Linked DNA regions of Homo sapiens: region 2 is linked to region 1. Evidence: read pairs that join two places in POLR2A ChIA-PET (ENCODE). Cell type or tissue: A673. All regions are shown on one strand. Each heading gives the region's core, and the rest is flanking DNA. Links, peaks and the distances in the headings are about the cores only.

What was found. Peaks named below come from ENCODE experiments on the same cell type or tissue, not always from the same donor. Only the 100,000 strongest peaks of a DNase experiment are listed, where the experiment ranks them.
Region 2: POLR2A ChIA-PET joins it to region 1 with 15 read pairs; 6 of 35 experiments call an interaction of 5 or more read pairs at or near these places.

What each region holds. Positions count from the first base shown.
Region 1 is chr12:57,341,043-57,343,850 of GRCh38, forward strand. All of the region lies in intron 2 of R3HDM2 (R3H domain containing 2), which reads right to left. Among named protein-coding and RNA genes, the nearest start is that of R3HDM2, 89 kb to the right of the region's middle. In A673, for the core only: no CTCF peak of the experiment used is centred there; a DNase peak (open chromatin) is centred at 1,469; H3K27ac peaks cover 1,577 bases.
Region 2 is chr12:57,278,647-57,281,454 of GRCh38, forward strand. R3HDM2 (R3H domain containing 2) reads right to left here. Exons shown (of 24, transcript NM_001394031.1): 14 at 1,712-1,884. Among named protein-coding and RNA genes, the nearest start is that of STAC3, 29 kb to the left of the region's middle. RefSeq lists an enhancer at 1,134-2,333. In A673, for the core only: no CTCF peak of the experiment used is centred there; DNase peaks (open chromatin) are centred at 1,715 and 2,065; H3K27ac peaks cover 497 bases.

The sequences.
Region 1 (2,808 bases), core at 30-2,529:
CTATTTTTTAGGTCTGAGAAACAGTGTACAAACTGTCTGTGCAAATAAGGCAGAAAAATTCCAAATCCAAAACTCAACCAAAATTATTCATGGATCCTGGTTCCAGAAACCTGCTCATGAGTTCTTTATCTTTCCTTATTTAGAAAACGTAATTAGGTAAAATTAACAGCAGGACATATAGGGTTAATTCAGGCACCCTGCTTCAGCAATTCTGACTTCGGTCTGACCCTATTTTAAAAGGAAACAAACAAAATTATAGCACCTTTAAAACATCCCACTTTGGCTTCAGCTCTATTCAATGGCACCCAGTTACCAACATCAAGTCACAGAAGGAAGAACGCACCGCTTCAGATGGATTTTTCTTCTTCCTTCTCTCCGTCCCCTCCCTCTCAGAAGAAAAAGACTGCAAACAAAATCACTACGTCACTGGAGGTAGAGGGAATCCCATCTCTGCACTCTTTAGAAGCCAAGGCCAGCAAATAAAAACAAGCCAATTATAAGAAAAAGTAATACAAAATAAGAATAAATAAACCCAGAAGAAATCCATGTGACAATCTCAACACATCAAAAGGCATTTTTTAGTAAAAAGGTTTTAACAAATGCCTCCTAGGATGTTCATAATCAAAAAATCTCCCCAGACATAGCAAAGGCTTATCACATTTAAAGACTAGGGGATAGTTACGTAAAGATATAGGACAGACAGGCACATTCACCAGCCAGGTGCGGATAGCTGGGTAATGACACAGTGAAGGATATTTATAGGGGAATCCCTGCTTCCTGCAATGTGCGTCAACAGCATCACCAAAGAGAACAGAAATCACCACTGTTCTCATAAGCTGCATCTGAATGAAGCATTGCTTGAAATAGTCATGGAAGAGGTAAAATCTGAATAGTGTAAAAGTTCTAGCAAACCTAATTTTTATAATATTTTAAAGATAAAAAACAGCAAATGAAAATGCCTAAAACACCTTCACAAAACTTAGCACTTCAAAATTCTCTAATTTCCCTAGTGTGTACTATACAGTTAAATCAGCCAAGATAGAAAAATATCTTTATAGCTTCTTTCTACCCAGTCTGTGGAGTTCAAGGACTTTTATATAAAAAAAGAAAATTATCCAAAACTCACCCCAGATGGATCTGTACTTACACCAACAGCGAGCTCACATTATTAATGGAGACTTCATTGTAAAGATCTGTTCTGCCGGAATTTTGCCGGAAGAAATTCCTTCTGGGAAACCTGTGCCTCTTCCCCCACCCACAGCCCTCTCCCGCCCCCTTCACCCTTGAATGAAATGATACTGATCCTTGCTGCTGGAGCTCCAGCTAACTAACTGCTCTGACAAGCAGCTCTGAAGCCGACCATGGCCCAGCTGTTCAGAGAGATATCATCCAGAGCTCTGCCAACAGTCACACTGGCACATACACTCACAGACACAGACACAGGCACACACAGACACACACACACACACACACAGAGGCTGTAAGAGCACCCCCTCCCACCTCCTCTTCTCGCTCTCATTCAAGTACTTCAGTGGCACGCCTGCCTCCACACTGCTCTGAGGATAGCTTTTAAAGACACAGCAGCAGCTCCTTTCTGCTACATATGTCGAAATACCAAAATAGTCTCTTTAGTGAATAACAAGTTGGAAATATGTATTGAATTAAAAGCTCACCTTTAAATTTACCTTACCTTTTTCTCACCTGCAAAATAACTGAGGTCAGGGATATGATCTTTGCCTAAAAGCTACTGGGCTGGACTTTAGAAATGTAAAATTAAGACCAAACCTTGTTATAGAGAATTTTCTTGCCAGCGAGCTATATTTAGTAAAATTGTTTTTCATTTTGGGGCAGAAGGCAGACAGCACAGGATACCAGTAGCTATCTATTCCTCTTCCTATTATTTGCCCCCAAAGGAAGGGAAAAATACTTTGGCTATAAAATGAGGGAATAAGGAAACCATGAAGGCATCTTACTGACAGAACTGATGAAAAAGGATGGTAATGGAGAGTGTAAGTACAGGGATGACAATAAGTAGATTAAAATAAAGAAATTGGTACAAAGGAGACCAGGAAAGAAAAGTAATTATTTGAGAAAGTATACATGGCTCTGGAACGGCAAGCTTAGATATGACCCTCGGGTCTTAATTTTTTTTTTTTTTTTTTTTTGAGACGGAGTTTCACTCTTGTTGCCCAAGCTAGAGTCCAATGGCGCGATCTTGGCTCACCACAACCTCCGCCTCCCGGTTCAAGCGGTTCTCCTGCATCAGCCTCCCGAGTAGCTAGGATTACAGACATGCGCCACCAGGCCCAGCTAATTTTGTATTTTTAGTAGAGACAGGGTTTCTCCAGGCTGGTCAGGCTGGTCTCGAACTCCCGACCTCAGGTGATCTGCCTGCCTTGGCCTCCCAAAATGCTGGGATTACAGACGTGAGCCACCGAGCCTAGCCTCGGATCTTAATTTTTAAGAGCCCAAGGAAGGATAGTAATAATCTCTATTGCTCAGGAAGTAATGAACATTACAGGCAGTGCATGATCTGCAACAGCAAAAAATAATGTATAGCTATGGTCAAGGCATCCTGATGAAAACAATAAAACCTGTCACAAAAACACATCTATTTATTCATTCAGACAAATACTTGTCTGGTTGGGTTATTACTATGGACAGGAACTAAGATAAGCTCTAGGAATAAGAGATAGACTCATGAAGGGTCTTACAAAAGGTTAAAAAAAAAAAAAAAAAAAAAACAGGTTCTGGCTTTTACTCTGAGTGAGATGAGAAGCCTTAGGGGGTTGGAAGGCTGATCCCGCA
Region 2 (2,808 bases), core at 163-2,662, 62 kb before region 1:
TGCTTCAGTAGGGAGCAAGGTAAACTGAAGTGAACGAGACTTACTGGGGTAGATGGTGGTAGAACAAGAAAGTTAGGACTATAGAAAGAACTGACTTAGACTAAGATAGAGGACTGCAATGACTTGCATGCAAATTACATTTAGACACAAAGTAGGATTTCCTAGATCTTCACTGTTCTTTGTTTCAGCTTCATTTCACAATATTTGAGATAGGGCAATACTGGGCCATTCTGGGGTCTTTGCACTCTAGTTTCTAGTTCATGGGGTATTAGTGTTTGGGACTTGCTTCTTACACCTAGGGAAGAAATATATCTAAGGCCAAGCTGGACTAATAAGCAGAGGGATGAGGGAGCCTGGGAGGTAACATGAGAATGTAAACTACAGCAGAAAAGACTGCAGACACATGGGCTTTCCAGCTACCAGAGAATACTTCAGGATAAAGTATGGGGCTCTCCTCAAAAAGAGCTCTATTCGTGTGAGAAGGGAGTAAGTGAAGATCTCAGCACAGCTCTGCTCGGAGTATTAAGGTGACTTTTTTTTTTTTTTTTTTTTTTGAGACAGGGTCTTACTCTGTCGCCCAGGCTAGAGAGCAGTGGCGCGATCTCGGCTCGCCGCAACCTCCGCCTCATGGGTTCAAGCGATTCTCCTGCCTCAGCCTCCCTAGTAGCTGGGATTACAGGCACCCGCCACCATACGTGGCTAATTTTTGTATTTTTAGTAGGGACCGGGTTTCACCATGTTGGGCAGGCTGGTCTTGAACTCCTGACCTCAGGTGATTCACCCGCCTCAGCCTCCCAAAGTGCTGGGATTACAGGCTTGAGCAACCATGCCTGGCCTTAAGGTGACTTTTAAACATAGTCACCTTAATGACAATGGCCAGGCATGGTGGCTCATGCCTGTAATCTCAGCACTTTAGGAGGCCAAGGAGGGAGGATCACTTGAGCCCACAAGTTTGAGACCAGCCTAGGCAACATAAGCAAGACCCTATCTCAAAATAATAATAATAACAATACATTTTTTAAAAATTAAAAGAAAGAAATAAAACAGAATACTGAAGTTCTGGTTTAGAACAGGACTGATTCTTAGGCTAATGACCTTCCTGGTCTCCACAGATGCAAAACTTCACTTAAACTCTAGTTGGTACCAACATTTACCAGTCCAGCAACAGAAGGAGAAGGATACAGCCCTTTTGAGTCATGGAAAACAAAGACACATTTGGAGTCTTTGTGTTTCGTGGCATATGTATGGAAGGGGTCTTGAGTGTTATTTCTTTTTTCCGCAAACCCCAACACATAAATAGGTGTTTATGGGTCCACATAGTTGGTCAGATGATGGTGGAAGTTATAATCTTTTCAAGTTCCAATATATAGATGTAATGGAAAAAAATGCCTTGTTAATTACACATGGACATAGAGGGAGATGGGGTACAGTAGAAATGTGGTATGAAATAAAAGATTCTACTGACAATGTTCAGGAAGCAGAGGAAGAAATATAAAGCAAAAAACCCCCAAGCTGACTCAGTAGTTATTTGGCAAAACCTTTGCTCAAGGTTCTTCTTTCCCTACAACTAACAAATGAGAAATGGGGGAGAGAGTGGCATGTCTCCAAAAACTGATCCTTCCTGCCACCCACAGCACAAGAGACATGACGGTACATCTAAAGTTTGCTTGAATCAGAGTGGAGAGGACTCTGACACTGAGTGGTGACTCACCTGTGAGATCATGTGATTATTCAAGGGTGGCTGTTGCTGAGGCGTGGGTGGGAGAGCAGGAAGTTGCTGCTGCTGCTGCTGCTGTTGCTGCTGGGCAGTACAAGGGAGAAGCCCCCGGACAGACTGGGATGAGGTGACCTGGTTGCACACTTCTGGGGCACCTAGTGCCATACCTAAGGCAAAGAAGAAACCCACAAAAAGTTGTAAGCATAAGCCACGAACACATTATCCCTGGAAGCTTAGTCAGAGGGCTCTACTTTTTCTTTGCCTTTCCTCTTTATTCCCTTTTGTCCCCTCCCCCACTGTCTTTTGAAGATTCACAGATGAGCACAGATGCATTTCAGCTGCCTTGCTGATGCCAGTCCTCCTCTTTGCAGGCTTCTGCTCCCTAGGGACAGGAACCACCTTGACTGTCAAGTTTGGTTATGAAATTGAACAAAATGTGAGGCTGCTGAAGCACCTCCCCTGAAGTGTCTGGAATCTGTCCATCAAACTTAGATAGCTGAAAATATAAATGCTTACTTCCTGGGAAGGCACAGATTTTTGGTCTCTTAAGAGATCCGTCCTTTTGCTAGAGAGAGAGAGATCTGTCTTCTCTTTGCTTTCTTCTCAATTTGCAACATCTCTTATAAAAGTTGCTGAGGGCCGGGCGCAGTGGCTCATGCCTGTAATCCCAGCACTTTGCGAGGCTGAGGCGGGTGGATCACCTGAGGTCAGGAGTTTGAGACCAGCCTGGCCAACCAACATAGTGAAACTCCGTCTCTACTGAAAATATAAAAATTATCCGAGCTTGAGGGTGGGCGCCTGTAATCCCAGCTACCTGGGAGGCTGAGACAGGAGAATCGCTTGAACCCAGGAGGCAGAGGTTGCAGTGAGCTGAGATCGCGCCATGACACTCCAGCCTGGGCGACAAGAGCGAGACTCGGTCTCAAAAAAAAAAAAAAAAAAAATGTTGCTGAGAAAACTTCAAGCATACACATAACCTTTATCCAACTCATTTCCCCATTTCTAGGCTCTCCAAGGCATGAACTCATTCAACACAACATACTTTACTATGTGCCAAGCACTGTATAATGAACTAAAGACATAAAGATGAG